Linked DNA regions of Homo sapiens: all the other regions are linked to region 3. A link is a contact called in ENCODE Hi-C or POLR2A ChIA-PET data. All regions are on one chromosome and are shown on one strand. The core of a region is the stretch at or near the end of the contact, and the rest is flanking DNA. Distances in the headings are between cores, read along the strand shown. Region 1 holds the start of SYT9 (synaptotagmin 9). Region 2 holds the start of AKIP1 (A-kinase interacting protein 1). Region 3 holds the start of EIF3F (eukaryotic translation initiation factor 3 subunit F).

What was found. Hi-C counts contacts between places; a loop is a spot of excess contacts on that map. ChIA-PET counts read pairs that join two places held with the same protein, here RNA polymerase II (POLR2A). Pooled maps may share reads with other maps.
Region 1: a loop to region 3 is called in a map of head of caudate nucleus, with 5 times the contacts of the local background. The contact joins the promoter of SYT9 here to the promoter of EIF3F in region 3. A Hi-C loop is called at or near these places in 1 of 168 maps with a recorded cell type or tissue (head of caudate nucleus).
Region 2: a loop to region 3 is called in a map of CD4-positive, alpha-beta memory T cell, with 21 times the contacts of the local background. The contact joins the promoter of AKIP1 here to the promoter of EIF3F in region 3. A Hi-C loop is called at or near these places in 1 of 168 maps with a recorded cell type or tissue (CD4-positive, alpha-beta memory T cell), 1 of 37 single-sample maps with no recorded cell type and 10 of 50 pooled maps. POLR2A ChIA-PET finds 5 or more read pairs at or near these places in 2 of 52 experiments (PC-9 and activated T-cell).

Annotation. Positions count from the first base shown.
Region 1 is chr11:7,250,544-7,253,243 of GRCh38, forward strand. It overlaps SYT9 (synaptotagmin 9), which reads left to right and starts at 1,361. Exons shown (of 7, transcript NM_175733.4): 1 at 1,361-1,788. The coding sequence starts at 1,644. RefSeq lists a silencer at 1,254-1,393.
Region 2 is chr11:8,909,832-8,912,531 of GRCh38, forward strand. AKIP1 (A-kinase interacting protein 1) reads left to right here and starts at 1,358. Exons shown (of 6, transcript NM_020642.4): 1 at 1,358-1,392; 2 at 1,613-1,840; 3 at 2,622-2,700. The coding sequence starts at 1,619. It also overlaps a transcript of DENND2B not described here. RefSeq lists a silencer at 1,123-1,402 and enhancers at 1,493-1,562, 1,573-1,662.
Region 3 is chr11:7,986,078-7,988,777 of GRCh38, forward strand. EIF3F (eukaryotic translation initiation factor 3 subunit F) reads left to right here and starts at 1,260. Exons shown (of 8, transcript NM_003754.3): 1 at 1,260-1,639. The coding sequence starts at 1,276. RefSeq lists enhancers at 895-1,074, 958-1,497, 1,498-2,036, 1,505-1,554.

The sequences.
Region 1 (2,700 bases), core at 111-2,610, 740 kb before region 3:
CATCTGCTCAACCTCCCCTACAGGCTCCCTTAAAGCTGGTTTCTCCTCCCTCTGTTTGTCTCTTTGCAACTCTCTGGAGGCATCTTTACCTTTACAACTTTGCATTTTCTCTGCTATTCCCATGTAAGTTCCCTGAAACCCTAGTACCATTCACAGCAGGATTTCAAAGGTTGCCTGTTGCGTGAGCATTCTATAGGATCCCAAATTATCTTTCTGTGCAAATATGAATTGTTGTGATATGTCCGTAGAGACGGCACAACCTCATGGCTAAGAATGATAGTTACCAGTTCTAGAGATCCTACTCTAATTGCTCTAGAGTGGGGGCCTGAACACCAGTATTACAAAAAAGACAAAAGAAAAAGAAGGAAAAAAGAAAAAAGAAAGAGAGAAAATCAAAGCTACCTTCATCATGTATGAATTTGAGCAAGTAACACCTTTGTGAGTCCCCAGGCCCCAGTTTCTCATTGGTAAAATGAGGATAACAATTACACAGACCTTGTTGGGCTATGTACAGAATTAAATGAGATTATGTACCTAAAAGGCTTGTGGCACAGTGACACACACACACACACACACACACACACACACACCCAGAGTACTTCGTGGTTATTTCTAGGCTTTACTGCTTGAAAGGCTGAAAAGATGGGTGGATGAGAGGTGCCCTGAGGTTCCTTCCAACTCTCCAAGATTCTGTGATACTCCTCCTTGGGTGCTGAAGACACTTTGGCAATGTTTGGATTTCCAAACGGTTGCTTAGAAAACTAAGGGACCCACGAAGCCCAGGTAAGCCTCAGGGTCTTTCCCAGGAATCGTTTATTTATTTGATCTTAGTTCTGACCTAGAGCCTCCACCTTCTCCATCCAAATCACCACAGTGGTCGAAAAGGGCCTGTGCTTGGGAAATCCTTCCTTTGTTGGCGAATCTTGGACCCAAACCCTGCATTTGGGCATCTGACACCCATAGGCCCATGGTTCAAACCCAGGCGGCTCTTTCCAAGTTCGAAGCAGGGACTCGGTTCTGCGCATCTGGCGGGTGTGCCCAGATTGTAACCTTCGCACTAGGCATCCAAGAACGTGCTTTGGACACACTCGGCGGTGGGAGCGGGTGCTTGGTTTGCATCAGGGATGAGGGGTGGAGTAGCGAAAGCGCCCGGAGCGCGCACTCACTCACACTCCCCAAGCCAGGGCGCGGCCGCTCTGGGCGCGAGGTCCCAAGCCAAGTCTCGCGCTCGGCCAGGAGCCGGGGAGTACCCCAGGTCCCCGGTCTGGGGCCGCCGCTATCCTACCCTGCGGCGCGCACTCCTGACCTGGCCCCGCCCCCCGGCGGCCGCGAGTAGCGGGCGGAGCGCAAGCAGAGAGGCGCTCTGGGCTGTGCGGCACCGCCTCTCCTCGGTGTCTGGGGAGGGACGGAGGGACCGGGCGGGAGAGAGAGAAAGCCTGACCGACCGGCTGGCGAAGAGCTGCATGCAACCGGTGGGAGGCCGGGCCGGCTGGGTCTGGGGCTCGGGCTCAGGCTCGCACCGTTTCTCGGCAGGTCCCTGGCGGTGAGCGCGGACGGCCCGGAGGCGGCGGCTCTGAGCTGGCAGGCGGAGGGCTGTCTCCTGCGCCCGCCTGCCCGGCGCGGTCCGAGGATGCGGGGGGGCGATGCCCGGGGCCAGGGACGCGCTCTGTCACCAGGCGCTGCAGCTGCTGGCCGAGCTCTGTGCCCGTGGGGCCCTGGAGCACGACAGCTGCCAGGATTTCATTTACCACCTGCGGGACCGTGCCAGACCCCGGCTCCGCGACCCAGGTGAGTGCCGCCACCGCCGCCTGGAGGGACCTAAGGGCCCTGGGCTGGGACTTGGGGCCGCACCGGGGCCTGAGGCAGAACAGCGACGCGGACTGGGAGAGGGCGGGGGGCGGCCACCGAGCCAGGAGAGTGATCAAGAACCAGCGCACTGTGGCCTGATGCTGTAACCAGGCGGGGACCCGGGCGGTGGCTACTGCACGGAGGCCGACTCCGGGTCGGCTAGGGCAGGGTTGGAGGGACCACGCCCGCCACCTGCGCTCCCATCGCCAAGGCTCCTGGGGGCGGCTCCCTAGCTCCGAGCTACGCTCTCCACTTCCCGGGCTATCTGCACTCAGAGCGAGGGGAGGCCGCGGCGGCCTCGGAGCCGTGGGAAGGGGGACGAGGCCGAAGGAAACTCTGGGAAGTTGGGAGTTGGGGACGGCCCCGGGTTGGGGCCGAATCCCACCGGGTGCTGCTCATCCTTTCTCCCAAGCGTCTAGTTCCTTTCCTTGGTATGGGGTGAGAAGGGCGGGACGCGATCCGGCGTTGGGCCGGGGACAGGGTGCTTCTGGCCTTGGGCAGACGGGCCTGAACCCGTTCCCGGCGGGTCGCACGGCATGGAGGTGGCCTGGGCCTGGGCGCTAGGCTCGACCAGCGACTACCGCCGGCCACGATGGGGTTCGTAGACTCGTCGGTCCTGGCTTGTGCACCTGTAGTTACTCCTAGTGAAAGTTGCAAAGCTCTTAACTTTGGAAAGTTCATTTATTTTGGCATTTGACCAATTAAGGTTGGAGGAGGGAGTTTTAGTGGAGCCATTTGCTTTTCCTGAGGTCCCTGGGTCTCCCAGGTCGTCTCATCCGTTACTGGCTACTGGAAAATGCATTCCTTCCAATGTTTGCTTGAGATGTTTCTCACCTGGAGAAATAGTTTTCT
Region 2 (2,700 bases), core at 108-2,607, 920 kb after region 3:
GACTTAAAGGAGGATTTATTTGTGTTCCTTAAAGTGACCCCCACTGAGCGTGTCCCTCAAAGTGGACCTTCCTAAGCATCGGCGCTTTGCTTTGCGCTGGGTGGTGCGGCTGAGTCACTAATTAGCAGTGAGAGCCTGGGCTGTATCTCCTACCAAATAACCAGCGGAGTGGAGTGACAGGTCCTTACTTAAACATGGTTTAAGTAAGCATTCACAGTTCCTTACTTAAACATGGTGCAGTCTTCCTAAAAGATGGAGTCAGACCCCAAGAGAACAGGTCTCCAAAAATATGTGAATCCGTACTTCCCACTGGAGGGGAGAGAGAGCTGCGCTGAGGGATTATGAGAGACCCTACAACTTCTCAGGCGCCCCCTGCCCCGGGGGCCAGGAACATCTGCAGACAGCCCCGCCTCCGTCTCGCCTCAATCCCGAGCTGTTCCCTTCTCCAAAGGCCACCTTGGCAGCCACACAGTTTGGCCTAATCACCTCCTCAAACAAGAGTAGCGACACCCCAAAATGTAGACCAAGCAGAAAGAGGCGCGGGAGGCACTTGCCTTATTCCCCATGATGTTTTTGTTTTGAGACGAAGTCTTCCTCTGTCGCCCAGGCTGGAGTGCAGTGGCGCGATCTCGTCTCACTGCAACCTCCGCTTCCCGGGTTCAAGCGATCCTCCCACCTCGACCCTCCCGAGTACCTGGGACTACAGATGCGCGCCACCACTCCTCCTACTGTGTGTGTGTGTGGACACGGGTTGTCGCTATGTTGCCTACCTAGCTGGTACCCCATAACCACTCCTGGCTAGTGTGTGTGTGTGTGTGTGGACACGGGTTGTCGCTATGTTGCCTACCTAGCTGGTACCCCATAACCACTCCTGGCTAGTGTGTGTGTGTGTGTGTGTGTGTGTGTCTACACGGGTTCTCGCTATGTTGCCTACCTAGCTGGTACCCCATAATTTTTTAGCTCAACAGGAGACCTGCCTTTATACCCACCAAGTTAAGCAGCGCAGTAGCCCTCTAAGGGCCAGCCCCACGCCCAGAGGCTCCTCTGACAGCGTGGACAGATGCCCTGGGCTGCTGGCTCGACTCAGTCCTCAGCCCCCAGCCCCCGACCCCCGACCCCCGGCCCCCGACCCCCGACCCCCGGCCCCCAGCGCCCGGCGCCCCGCCTCCAGCGCTCAGCAGTTAACCAGGCAACTCGCGCGCAGACGCCAAGGCTGGGACGCAGAAGGCGTGTTTGGCCGCCCAGCCGCCCCGCCTCCCCCACTTCTCCCGCCTCTCCCGCCTCTCCCGCCTTCCGCCAATGGCCCAGCTGCGCCGGCGCCGCCGGGAGCGCTAGGCCTGGTCCCTCTTCCTAGAATAGCGTTGCGCGCATGCGCCTTGACGAGTGAGCCGGGTGAGGGGGCTCCCTAAGTAGCGGAAGGGGTAGATGAAAATGGAAGGGGCGGGCGCGCTAGGCCTAGTCCTGGCTGGGCTCCCGCTGGAGTGTGCGTTGGGGGCGGACCAGGAGCGGTGGTCTCCAGGGAGGTCGAGGCTGGGGCTCCCACCCGGATTTGGAGCAGGGTCGCCGCGGCCCAGCTGACCCGCCGGCGTTTGTACGTTGTGTGCCCACTCAGGGAGCCATGGACAACTGTTTGGCGGCCGCAGCGCTGAATGGGGTGGACCGACGTTCCCTGCAGCGTTCAGCAAGGCTGGCTCTAGAAGTGCTGGAGAGGGCCAAGAGGAGGGCGGTGGACTGGCATGCCCTGGAGCGTCCCAAAGGCTGCATGGGGGTCCTTGCCCGGGAGGCGCCCCACCTAGAGAAACAGCCGGCAGCCGGCCCGCAGCGCGTTCTCCCGGGAGAGGTGAGGGTCGCTGTGCCGGGGGCCGCCCCAGTCCTTCGCGCCGCGGTAGCCCGCTGGGAGCCAGGGGTGCGCAGCGCAGAAGCAGCTGAGGAAACCTTCCCTTAGCGGAAGCTGGAAAGGATCAGAACAATGAATGGAAAAGTCCTTTCAAAACGCTTTACATTTGACAGATTCTTGTTGGGTAGCTGTAGAATAACGGTAGTGTTCAGCCCTGGTTGGTTACTTAAAAAAAAAAAAAAAAATTAGCCGGGCGCGGTGGCTCATGCCTGCAATCCCAGCACTTTGGGAGGCCGAGGCGGGCGGATCACCTGAGGTCGGGAGTTCGAAAGCAGCCTGACCAACATGGAGAAATCCCGTCTCTACTAAAAATACAAAATTAGCCGGGCGTGGTGGCGCATGTCTGTAATCCCAGGTACTAGGGAGGCTGAGGCAGGAGAATCGCTTGAACCCGGGAGGCGGAGGTCGCGGTGAGCCGAGATCGCGCCATTGCACTCCAGCCTGGGCAACAAGAGCGAAACCTCCGTCTCAAAAAAAAAAAAAAAAAAAAAATCTTACAGCTATCATCTGATAGTAGAGGAAAGCCTGCAAGCCTGTCTCTTAGATCCTGGATAAATTGCATGTCTATCTTTTAGAGTTGGAATTCTTTCTCAATAACATCGTTCTTTCTGACATAAACTTGCAGAGCCTTTCCAAAAGTAAAAAGGAGACTATTTCCAAAATGGCTTCATTCTCCAGTAGGGAATCCTAGAGCTAACCTGTGACGTGCCATTTATTCAAATAGAGAGAAGAGAGACCCCCAACCCTTAGTGCTTCCTTCAGAACAATGGCTGAATTCATGGACTATACTTCAAGTCAGTGTG
Region 3 (2,700 bases), core at 10-2,509:
TTCTCCAAGGAGAAATCAACTCTTGGGCACAGAATCAGGGATAAGAAGTTCAACCTCACCTATCCACTTGCCAGCTGGACACTAGGACTTGACCTAATTAAGGGAGTTGACAGTTTTTTTGGTGTTTTGTTTTGTCTTTACAAGCAGATGTTATCACCCCATTATACCAAGAAGGAAATTGAGGCTCAGAAAAAACTTGTAGATTGCCCCAAGTTACACAGTGGGTTATGGTCAGAGCTCCCTCCATCACATAGTGATAATAGCTATGACTTAATAACTACTGTATATCAGGCATGTGCTAAGAGCTTTACAAGGCAATACCTCATATAATCCTCTCCTAAAGTACAGACTAGTTTATACACCTTATTACAACTCCACTTGAATGTGTAATGGACATCTCAAAGGTGACACATTCAGAAATGAAATCAGGATCTTTTCCCCAAAACCTGCTCTACCTACAGCTTTTGCTATCTCAATTGATGGTGACTTCATCCTACTAATCGCTCAGTACAAAAAAAAAAAAAAAAAATTGCAGTCCTCCTTGACTCCTCTCTTTCACACCTCATATACAATTTCTCAGGAAACCCTATTGAAACTACCTTCAAAATATATCCATAATCTTCCCACTTCTCAGAACTTCTACTGCTACCAGCCTGGTCCCAGCCACCATCATCTCTCACTTAGATTACCTAGTGGCCTCCCAGCAGGTCTCCCTGCTTTTCCCTCTCTCGCCTCCCTCTCCTCACCTCCCCTCACCCTCCAGTCTCTTCTCAAAGCAGCAGGAGAAATCCAGCTAAGTTCTCCTTCTCGCCCATTGCAGCCTCGAGCTTCTGGGCTCAAACGATCCTTCCGCCTCGGTCTCCCGAAGTGCTGAGATTACAGGCGTGAGCCACCGCGCCTGGCCTTAAAATCCTTTTTAAAGGCACTTTGACATCCATTATCTCATTTAAGTCTAAAACACGAATTTCGACCTCCGCGCTGCTTTCTGGTTCCACCTGGCGGCAGCTGCACAAAGTGTTTCTCTTCGAACGCCGTCCCAAGTTTTACCCGGAACTACTTAGCCCAGGGTTTCCTGAGTGCTCCTCGGGCCAAAAGCAGAGCGCACAAATTCCAGAAGAAATTACCAACGGCGGGACTATTTCAGTGCTCCGAGAAGTATCACCAGTAACCAATCAGCAAAAAGCTCTAGCTCACGTGGTGTATATTCAGCCTATCAAGCTCCTGATATTCATGAATGCTGTCATTTCCGCTTCCGCCTCCTTCTTTCTCGACAAGATGGCCACACCGGCGGTACCAGTAAGTGCTCCTCCGGCCACGCCAACCCCAGTCCCGGCGGCGGCCCCAGCCTCAGTTCCAGCGCCAACGCCAGCACCGGCTGCGGCTCCGGTTCCCGCTGCGGCTCCAGCCTCATCCTCAGACCCTGCGGCAGCAGCGGCTGCAACTGCGGCTCCTGGCCAGACCCCGGCCTCAGCGCAAGCTCCAGCGCAGACCCCAGCGCCCGCTCTGCCTGGTCCTGCTCTTCCAGGGCCCTTCCCCGGCGGCCGCGTGGTCAGGCTGCACCCAGTCATTTTGGCCTCCATTGTGGACAGCTACGAGAGACGCAACGAGGGTGCTGCCCGAGTTATCGGGACCCTGTTGGGTGAGTGGTCAGAGAAAGTTAACATTCTTTTCTTCCTCCCACTTCTCATTTATCTCACTCCCCTAACTCATTAATTCTTTAATTCCTGGTGTCCTACCGTCCTTTCCTCCCATCCCCAATGACCTCTTAATCTATATCTGCATCCTACCTTTTGCTGTGACTTATCTTCTCAAGCACTTGCATCTCTCCTCTCTCTCCTGCCGGATTGCTGTCACTTTAAGCGACATAAAATACACAAGGAGTAGTTGTGTCATTTACTGAATATTTTATGCCAGTGGTTTACATTTATGCCAGTGGTTTACATTTTACATAAACAGCAGTTTATGGCAAGTATGATGGGCTGCATCTACCAAAAATGAGTTCACACGCCGAGTGGGAAGTCAGGAACCCTTGACTCCCTATACCAGTGACCACATATTTCTCCCTTATCCACTGACTAAATGTCATCGTTTTCCAGGTATTGACAAAGTTTTCTAACCAGTTGTCAAAGGAGTGGGGACGTTTGTAAAAAAACATTCCTCCCAACAAGTAAACCGGTTTGGTTGGAACCCGCTTGGGATTTTATAGTGTTCTGCTGTCCTAAACGTCTGAGCCTGATCTGTGTCCCTCAGTGTCCCCTAATATTAGTACCTAATGTGAGAAACCCTGTTCCCCCATTTTGCATTTGGACGCAAACAGTTGTATTATCTGTTTATATTTCTGCCCTTAACCTTCAGGTCGAAAAATGACCCATTCTCTGCCTGTGTTCCAAATTTGGGGAATAGATATTTTATGTTAAAGTAGTTTGTAAAATGGAAAAGCACTAAAGAGGGATTGTTGATAATAAATTCCTTTCTGGAGACTATGCTGGTCCCATGAAATTCGTTTCCATTCCATCTTAGTGCCAGATTTTAAATAGCTTTGTGAATCCACTTTATTTACAAGCATTCTTTCTCTTTCATACTCTTGAACATCTACTAGTTCTTACACCATAGAAGACAGTTGGTATATTGCAAAGCAGACAAGATTTGTAAGCAGACCTCACAAAACATTTGCCATGTGACTTGGGGCAGATTACCTAA